Linked DNA regions of Homo sapiens: region 1 is linked to region 2. A link is an interaction called in ENCODE POLR2A ChIA-PET data of the cell type or tissue named here. Cell type or tissue: K562. All regions are shown on one strand.

Evidence for each region. ChIA-PET counts read pairs that join two places held together with the same protein. Peaks named below come from ENCODE experiments on the same cell type or tissue, not always from the same donor. Only the 100,000 strongest peaks of a DNase experiment are listed, where the experiment ranks them.
Region 1: POLR2A ChIA-PET joins it to region 2 with 5 read pairs; 7 of 35 experiments call an interaction of 5 or more read pairs at or near these places.

Annotation. Positions count from the first base shown.
Region 1 is chr1:52,831,041-52,836,040 of GRCh38, forward strand. No RefSeq gene overlaps it. Among named protein-coding and RNA genes, the nearest start is that of ZYG11A, 9.2 kb to the right of the region's middle. RefSeq lists enhancers at 965-1,732, 4,737-5,000. In K562, no CTCF peak of the experiment used is centred here; a DNase peak (open chromatin) is centred at 2,781; H3K4me3 peaks cover 273 bases.
Region 2 is chr1:52,735,117-52,740,116 of GRCh38, forward strand. All of the region lies in intron 1 of ZYG11B (zyg-11 family member B, cell cycle regulator), which reads left to right. Among named protein-coding and RNA genes, the nearest start is that of ZYG11B, 11 kb to the left of the region's middle. In K562, no CTCF peak of the experiment used is centred here; no DNase peak of the experiment used is centred here.

The DNA.
Region 1 (5,000 bases), 96 kb after region 2:
TGCAATATCAGCTACTCAGGAGGCTGAGGCAGGAGAATCGCTTGAACCCGGGAGGCACAGGTTGCGGGTGAGCCGAGATCGCACCATTGCACTCCAGCGTGGGCAACAAAAGCGAAACTCTGTCTCAAAAAAAAAAGAAGAAAAAAAGAGATTCAATCTTCTGTAATCCCAGCACTTTGGGAGGCCGAAGCAGATGGATCACCTGAAGTCAGGAGTTCAAGACCAGCCTGGCCAATATGGTGAAACCCCATCTCTACTAAAAATACAAAAATTAGCCGGGTGTGGTGGCTCACACCTGTAATCCCAGCTACTTGGGAGGCTGAGGTAGGAGAATCGCTTGAACCTGGGAGGCGAGGTTGCAGTGAGCCAAGATGGTGCCATTGCACTCCAGCCTGGGCGACAAGAGTGAAACTCCATCTCAAAAAAAAAAATATATATATATAAAAGAATATCCAATCTCCGGGTTCTAGATTGTGAAGGGATTGTCCTTAGTGACCCATAAAAAGCTTTCTTTACCTGGTGAAAATACACTGTAGCATAATCTACTATTATAATATCAGCCTCATGCATGTGAAAGTTTTTATACAACCAGAAAACATGCATTGAAAATGACAATACAATGAAATCCTTTTATAAATGTTTAGCCCATCAGGTAGGCAAATACACTTGAAGTTTTGATTGTCTTCCCAGGAATATGGAAGCAAACATTGGTTTTAAACTTTCCACAATTTGTAAGTCACTGCATCAATATAATTTGAATTATTTTATCTTTTCCATGACGAGTCATGGAATGCAGAACCTTTAATAACAAAAGCTTAAGGACTTAGGAAGGACAAGGTGGCCGTCCTGGTTCTTCATGAGTCCATGCTTACCACTGGACTTAGGTCCTATTGAATACCAGTTGTTTCTCCAATATAGGTGCATGGCACTGATAACTAATGGGTTATCACAGGTAATTTGACTTAAACCATGGAGTTCATTCAAATTGTATATTTAAACAATTTGAATATTGGCTGATTTAGCATGATAATCTAGAGCTTGATTTTGAAAGGTTAAATAAATACCAAAGGTTTAAAACATTGAACATGGAATATTACAAAATAGAATCTTAAGTTACTGTAAGTCATTTAGCCAAAATGATAACTTGAAAATTTCTTTCTTTTTTTTTTTTTTTGAGATGGACTTTCACTCTTGTCACCCAGGCTGGAGTGCAATGGCACGATCTTGGCTCACTGCAACCTCCGCCTCCTGGTTTCAAGAGATTCTTCTGCCTCAGCCTCCTGAGTAGCTGGGATTACAGGTGCATGCCACCACGCCTGGCTAATTTTTGTATTTTTAGTAGAGACGGGGTTTCACTATGTTGGCCAGGCTGGTCTGGAACTCCTGACCTCAGGTGATCCGCCTGCCTCGGCCTCCCAAAGTGCTGGGATTACAGGTGTGAGCCACAGCGCCAGGCCAACTTGAAAATTTTTAAAAGGAAGAAACATTATTCTGATAGCAAGGAGATTCAGCTTTCCAAACGACCCAATGAAGATAGCCTGAGGCCGACTGATTGTCTCCTTTCCTTCCCTTCCCCCTTTTTCTTTTGTAGTTTACTTAAATGGTAAACAAAAATGCCGGGCCTTGAAAGAACAGGGCCATGAAAGGGGGTCTCTGGTGCCTCCTGTTTTTCCCAAGGAGTCCAGGCTGTTAGAACTTGAATATTCACTTTTAATTAAGCTGACTTTTAACCATAGCACTCTTTAATAAAATCCTTTTAAAATGTCTTATTACCCAATTTTAGCCAGGCCAAAAGGCTGATATTCCTGGCTTTTGAACTTTACCAAAGGTAAAGTTAAGGACTCAGGAAGGTTCTCAGAGAAAGGAAGATTTAAGATAGTCAGTGGAGAAGAGACTAGAGACGGTCATGCAGTTATTAAACCGGAAAGGACTTACTTCCTAAGCAGGGAATTGAGCTAGTGTGAAAGGGCAAAGCCTTGACTACTGAGCTACAGCACACGGCAGTCTTTTCTTTCCCTTCCCAGAAGGAGTTTAGAATAGTTAATTTTGAGCTTGCAAAGGCTTTTAGTTAAAAGATAATTTTTAGAGCTAACTATGACAGAAACCCTAAAATTATTGTTCCCTGGAAGGCAAAGACCAAGAGAAAGTATTGCCACATGGTTACAAGGTCAAGCTCCTAAGGACGTAAAACAAGATGGAGACAAACAGTGGTTTTTACCATTCATTCAACCATTTGCACAGAGAGAGAGAAGCCAGAAATTTGACTGGTAAGAAATTCCTGGCCAAGCGTGGTGGCTCACTCCTGTAATCCCAGCACTTTGGGAGGCCGAGTTGGGTGGATCACGAGGTCAGGAGATAGAGACCATCCTGGCTAACACAGTGAAACCCCGTCACTACTAAAAATACTAAAAAAAAAAAAAAAAAAAAATTAGCCGGGCGTGGTGGCGGGCGCCTGTAGTCCCAGCTACTGGGGAGGCTGAGGTGGGAGAATGGCGTGAACCCGGGAGGTGGAGCTTGCAGTGAGCCAAGATAATGCCACTGCACTCCAGCCTGGGCGACAGGGCGGGACTCCGTCTCAAAAAAAAAAAAATTCCTACCCTTTTGCCAGCATGCCAGGCTTCTGGGTTCCCTTTCCCTGAGTGGCCCTAGTGACTCAGCTTGCTGCATCATCACTCTGGGGGCCAAGCCGCATCATAAAAGAAAATTATCTTTCTTCGTTCTGGCCAGAGCAAGATACGTGTGACAAAACAGACATTAGTCACTCTGCTTAGCACCCAATATCAAACTGACAGAGCTCAAACTTGCCTCTGGTTGTGCCCCATCATCGTTAATCCAACCTCCGACCAGGAATTTCAACCTGTGGTCTCTGGGCAAGATGGTCGCCCTGAGTAACAGAAAAGATAAGCAAGGGAGCCGGGCCAGGCAAGGTGGCTCATGCCTGTAATCCCAGCACTTTGGGAGGCCAAGGCGGGCGGATTGTTTCAGGTCAGGAGTTCAAGACCAGCTTGGCCAACAGGGTGAAACCCTGTTTCTACTAAAAATACAAAAAATTAGCTGGGCGTGGTGGCGCACGCCTGTAGTCCCAGCTACTCAGTTGGCTGAGGCAGGAAAATTGCTTGAACCCGGGAGGCAGAGGTTGCAGTGAGCCAAGATCTTGCCACTGCACTCCATCCAGCCTGGGTGATAGAGCAAGACTCCAACCCAAAATAAAAAAAGAAAAGAAAGGGAGAGAGAGAAAAAAGCATTGCCTGCGGCAGGGTTGGGAAGGTGAAATGATCAGGGAAGCCAGAGAAAGACCCACCCATTGCAACGACTCTGAAAAGTTCAGTCAGCTGCTTCTCGGTAGCAAAGGGATCTTTTCCAGCAGTCTCATCAGCTCTCAAGTTTCCCCTTTTAGGGGGGAAAACGCTCCCCCGTCCCATGATCCTGTACATGCCTAATGGCCACTCACAGCCTTCAGCAAAGAGTGCAAGGCAGATTATTCCAAAGAGAATAGCAGTTGACATGCTGTAGTACCAAACCTGTTCTTAGCCAAAAGGGGCTTTACGAAGAGCCCTCATGTTTAAATGTACTTCAGTGCATTGTTGTTCATTCGGCACATTCCACTGTAAGTCACCTTTAGTAAGATTTTGCCATTTCTGTAAGACTTCGCTGCCTCCCAGGCCTAATGTATAACCCAAAAAGAACTCAGTTTTCCAGAAATTAAGGATCCCATTTTCCCATTTTTCCCTAGAATATTGACTTTACTCAGGTTCTCTTGATTAACTTAGCCAATGACTTTTTTTCCTACGTAAGCATGCACAAAAAATGAAACAAAGGGGCAGAACACAAAAATCCATGTGAATTTTCAAAAGCCAAATTTTATAACCCCTGCAATATTACTGCTTTACCACCAGTTCCTTTCTGACCCAGTCAGATGTAAGAGGCCTCTAACTTGATCCAAGCCAGTTAATTCCCAGATCAAACCTGTTCCTGGACCCAGTCCAGTTTCTGTCGCAACTCCAAACCCAGTTTGGATCAGAAATTTTCTCAAACTCCAAAACACAAATCCATGGAGCTCCAAAATCTGAGAGGGAGCTTACGATGATCCCCAGCCACTCTGAGAGATCCATGGACACAAAAATGGGTCCTGCATTGTCTTCACTCAGCACTCCTGGGGTCGCTAGAAGCTCCATTTCAGAACCCGCTTCTGACACCATCTGATAAAAGAAAAACTTCAGCCGAATTAAATTTAAAGAAGTTTAATTGAGCAATGAACCATTCGTGAATCAGGCAGTCCCCAGAATCACAGCAGATTCACAGAGATTCCTGGGGTGCCGCGTGGTCAGAACAAATGTATAGATAAAAAAGGTAAAGTGGCGTACAGGAATCAGAAGTGAGGCACAAAAGCAGTGAGATTGGGCCAGGCGCGGTGGCTCATGCCTGTAATCCCAGCACTTTGGGAGGCCGAGGCGGGCTGATCACTCGAGGTCAGGAGTTTGAGACCAGCCTGGCCAACATGGTAAAACCCCATCTCTACTAAAAATAAAAAATAAAAAAAATTACCCAGGCATGGTGGTGGGAGCCGGTAGTCCCAGCTACTCGGAAGGCTGAGGCAGAAGAATAGCTTGAACCCAGGAGGCAGAAGTGGTGAGCCAAGATCGCGCCACTGCACTCCAGCCCAGGGCGACAGAGCAAGGCTCCATCTCAAAAAAATAAATAAATAAATAAAGGGGGGCTGGGCGCAGTGGCTCATGCCTGTAATCCCAGCACTTTGGGAGGTCGAGGCGGACGGATCACTTGAGATCAGGAGTTCTAGATCAGCCTGGCCAACATGGTGAAACCCTGTCTCTACCAAAAATACAAAAATTAGCCAGGTATGGTGGTGCGTGCCTGTAATCCCAGCTACTCTGGAGGCTGAGGCAGGAGAATCGCTTGAACCCTGGGACCCAGAGGTCGACGTTGCAGTAAGCCAAGATCCCACCACTGCCTCCAGCCTGGGTGACAGAGTGAGACCCTGT
Region 2 (5,000 bases):
GCCTCCCAGGTTCAAGCGGTTCTCCTGCCTTAGCCTCCCTAGTAGCTGGGATTACAGGCATGTGCCACCATGCCTGGCTAATTTTGTATTTTTAGTAGAGAGGGGTTTCTCCATGTTGGTCAGGCTGGTATCGAACTCCCAACCTCTGGTGATCCGCCTGCCTCGGCCTCCCAGAGTGCTGGGATTACAGGCATGAGCCACCGTGCCCGGCCCAAATCACTTTTCTAAAGCACTTTGAAGAACAATATGTCTTCAGCACTTAAGTATTTCTTTGACAAACTTAATGCTACAAGTATTATTCTCACACTAAGTAATTGTGATTAAGATTTTTCAGGCTCATAAATGAAAGAAAAAGAAATTGTATAGTAACTAGGCAAGGGTGGAATGAGAAAAGACTGGAGGCGTGCCACTCTTCCTACTCAGAATTTTTTTTATTTTGAGACAGAGTCTCTCTCTGCCACCCAGACTGGAGTGCAGTGGCGCGATCTCGGCTCACTGCAGCCTCCGCCTCCCGAGTTCAAGTGATTCTCCTGCCTCAGCCTTCTGAATAGCTGGAACTACAGGCGCCCACTGCCATGCCCGGCTAATTTTTGTATTTTTTAGAAGAGATGGGGTTTCACTATGTTGGCTAGGCTGGTCTCGAACTCCTGACCTCAAGTGATCTGCCTGCCTTGGTCTTCCTACTCAGAAGTTTTAAATTCCTCCCTATTGTCTGAGACAATAGACCCTGTGAAGATACCTTTTTAACACTGAAAACCTTGAGAGACAGGACAGTAACATACTTTCAGAACATATTAATTGTGGGGGAGAAAAAGCAAAAAGCAGGTCCAGTAGGAATTCAGTAATATTTTAAAATGATACTCTGTTAAGTCTAACATCTATTATGCATTAAAAATATCAAGATATTATTGTGTACAGAGTGTACTTGATATGCATGGGAATTTGTGAACTCCTTAAGATCCTTGTGGAGCCTGCAGTTTCGGCCCTGCTAGTTTACAGTGGTCTTACAGGGCTGCTGTGCTATACAGATTGTACTGCACAATTCAGCTAACAGCCATTCATATAGACAGCAGTGAATCTACAGAGATCTGTATCCTGTGTACTTGGTGATGTCTAGCACATAGTAGGGACTCAGCAAATAGTTGTTGAATGAAAGTGTTTTATTTATTTATTTATTTATTGAGACAGAGTTTCTCTCTGTCACCCAAGCTGAAGTGCAGTGGCGTGATCTCAGCTCACTAGAACCTCTGCCTCCCGGGATCAAGTGATTCTCCCACCTCAGCCTCCTGAGTATCACAGGCATGCACTACCATGCCCAGCTAATTTTTTTCTTTTTCTTTTTTTTCTTTTTTTTGAGATGGATTCTTGCTCTGTCACCCAGGCTGGAGTGCAGTGGCACCATCTCGGCTCACTGCAACCTCGGCCTCCCAGGTTCAAGCAATTCTCCTGCCTCAGCCTCCTGAGTAGCTGGGATTACAGGCACCTGCCACCATGCCCAGCTAATTTTTGTATTTTTAGTAGAGATGAGGTTTCACCATGTTGGCCAGGCTGGTCTCGAACTCCTGACCTCAGGTGATCCGCCCACCTTGGCCTCCCAAAGTGCTGGGATGACAGGCGTGAACCACCACGCCTGGCTAATTTTTGTATTTTTTAGTAGAGACGGGGTTTTGCCATGTTGGTCAGGCTGGTCTCGAACTCCTGTCCTCAAGTGATCTGCCCCCTTTGGCCTCCCAGAGTGCTGGGATTACAGGTGTGAGCCGCTGTGCCTGGCCTGAAAGTGTTTTATGTAGTATACTAGGACCTTTATGATCTGATCTTTTTTACTGCTTTAGCCTTATTTCTCATTTTATGAGAAAAAATCTTTACATTTTATGCTCAGTAATACTGCATGAACATTATGCTGTTTTTTGTGCCTCTAAGTTTTGCTTACACTGTTTCTTTTGCCTGGAATGCTGGGGTTTCACCATGTTAGCCAGGCTGGTCTCTAACTCCTGACCTCAAGTGATCCACCCACCTCGGCCTCCCAAAGTGCTGGCATTACAGGCGTGAGCCATTGTGCCTGGTACTACTTCTTAATTATTAAACCTTCAAGTGTCCCTTTATGCCCTACCTCCTTTGTGAAGGCTTTGGTTGCCTCCAGGAAACCTTGGGTTAGGCATTTCTGTATGCCTCTCCTGTACAGTGTATGTGCCCTGGTTATAGCAGTTGTTTTCTGTGGTATTATTATTTGTTAATGAGGCTGGCTGTGTCTCCAGATTGTGAGCTCTTTGAGGGCAGGACAGTGCTGTGTTTTTACAGTTTCATGTCATAAGCACTTAGCATAGTGCTTGACATGTAGTAAGTACTTATCAATATTGAACTGAACAATATTGGCTGGTGGTGGCTCACGCCTGTAATCTCAGCACTTTGGGAGGCCGAGGCGGGCGGATCACCTGAGGTCAGGAGTTCAAGACCACCTGGCTAACATAGTGGGAGCCCATGTCTACTAAAAATACAAAAATCAGCTGTGCGTGGTGGCATGCCTGTAATCCCAGCTATTTGGGAGGCTGAGGCAAGAGAATTGGTTGAACCCAGGAGACAGGTTGCAGTGAGCCAAGATCGTGCCACTGCACTCCAGCCTGGGCAACAAGAGCAAAACCCTGTCTCAAAAAAAACACAACAATACTGAGCAGTATGATGTTTCATCAGTGTGTGTTTGATAGAGAATTGCATAAGGTAATGTTAACTGAGATGTTGTGATAGATGAAAAAAATTGAACACTCTGTACAGGTCCCCTGAGGGGAAAAGAGGTTGGGTAGGTGAGAAATGTTAGATCAGATAGTTTCTTTTACTAGCCTAAATGGCACTTTTGACCTAGGATAAATGTTCTGTCCACAAGGATTTAACAGGAAGAGCTGAGAAGACAGCCTCCTGATTTTGAGATGAATTGCGAAGCAGTATCCCTTTGTATAAACACTTGAAAGTCACTTGTCTATATAATTTGTAGAGGTGTTCTTCCAGAGAGTAGAATGTTTAAACTCAGATAATAAATAATCAGTTACTGCTAAATCTAGAGGGGTGGTTAATTCTTTTAAAAACTTTTATTAACTTTTTCTTTATTTTTATTTTTTTGAGACAAGGTCTTCACTCTGTCGCCCAGGCTGGAGTACAGTGGTGGCATCTTGGCTCACTGCAGCCTCAGCCTCCTAAGTGGCTGGGACTACAGGTGTTTGACACCATGCCCGGCTAATTTTGGTACTTTTTTAGTAGAGTCCGGGTTTCACCATGTTGGCCAGGCTAGTCTCCAACTCCTAAGCTCAAGTGATCTGCCCGCCTCGGCCTCCCAAAGTGCTGAGATTACAGGCATGAGCCACTACACCTGGCCTTAATAGCTTTATATAAAGATCTTTTGTTTTTTCTGTTATCTTCAGTTCTCCTTTGTATAAATGTTTTTCTTAGCTTTCCAGTGTCTTAATGCCTATTCAATGTCATATTTTTCTTTTCTAAGGACTTTTTTTTTTTTTTGAGATGGAGTTTCACTCTTGTTATCAAGGCTGGAGTGCAATGGTGTGATCTTGGCTCACCGCAACCACTGCCTCCCCACAACCTCACCTCCCAAGTTCAAGTGATTCTCCTGTCTCAGCCTCCTGAGTAGCTGGGATTACAGGCATGCACCACCACACCTGGCTAATTTTGTATTTTTAGTAGAGACGGGGTTTCTCCATGTTGGTCTCAAACTCCCGACCTCAGGTGATCCGCCCACCTTGGCCTCCCAAAGTGCTAGGATTACAGGTGTGAGCCACCATGCCCGGCCAGGACTTTTTTTTTTAAAGCTGGAATATTCTTGGTTATATAACATTTATAATTTTCATTTCATAGGCCCTGTAACCTTTTTTTTTTTTTGGAGACAGAGTCTCACTGTATCACCCAGGCTGGAGCGCAGTGACACGATCTTGGCTCACTGCCACCTCCACCTCCGCCTCCCGGGGTCAAGCGATTCTCCTGCCTCAGCCCCCGAGTGGTTGGGATTACAGTTACCCCTCACCACGCCTGGCTAATTTTTGTAGTTTTAGTAGAGACAGAGTTTCACCATGTTGGCCATGTGGGTCTTGAACTCTTGACCTCGGGTGATCTGCCCACCTCGGCCTCCCAAAGTGCTGGAATTACAGGTCTGAGCCAGAGCCACAGTGCCCAGCTGGCCCTGTAAACTTTCACAAGTCATTTTAACTCTCTATGCCTCCATTTTTAAATTTGTAAAATGAAAAGGTTATATTAATCCTCTGTGTGATTCCTTCCATCTCTTAAAGAAAAGGTAGTAAGATTCTAGCAAGTTAAAGGCAAGTAGAGTAGAGTAGATACATTCTATTAGCTGTAGTACTATGGGATCTGGGCAAACTGTTTTTATAGGCTTAAATTTTGTGTAAACTTGAGCTCTAACCTCTCAATGTATTACCCACCTTTTTCACACCAGAGACCTTTTATTTCAATTAAGTTAATATTTGCAAAGTACTTTGTTTTATTTATTTATTTTAATTTGTTTTTTTTTGAGAGAGTCTCACTCTGAAGCTCTGGCTGGAGTGCAGTAGCATGATCTTGGCTCACTACCACCTCTGCCTCCCAGGTTCAAGTGATTCTCCTGCCTCAGCCTCCCAGGCGCCCACCCCCATGCCTGGCTAATTTTTATATTTTTAGTAGAGATGTGGTTTCACCATGTTGGCCGGGCTGGTCTTGAACTCCTGACCTCAAGTGATCTGCCTGCCTCAGCCTCCCAAAGTGCTGGTATTACAGGCATGAGCCACGCTCCTGGCCCTTGTTTTAAAGGTATTTTCATGGATGTCCCATTTATTCCTCATTACTATTTTGTGGGATAGTCAAGAGGTTTAGCTTCAATTTTTCAGATAAGGAAACTGAGAAGTTAATTGACTTTCCTAAGGTCACACAGCTAGTAAGTAGCAGAGCCAGAACTGACTGTGCAAGCCCAGTGTTCTTTCCATTATTAACCCCACTTCTCTGTTTACCTT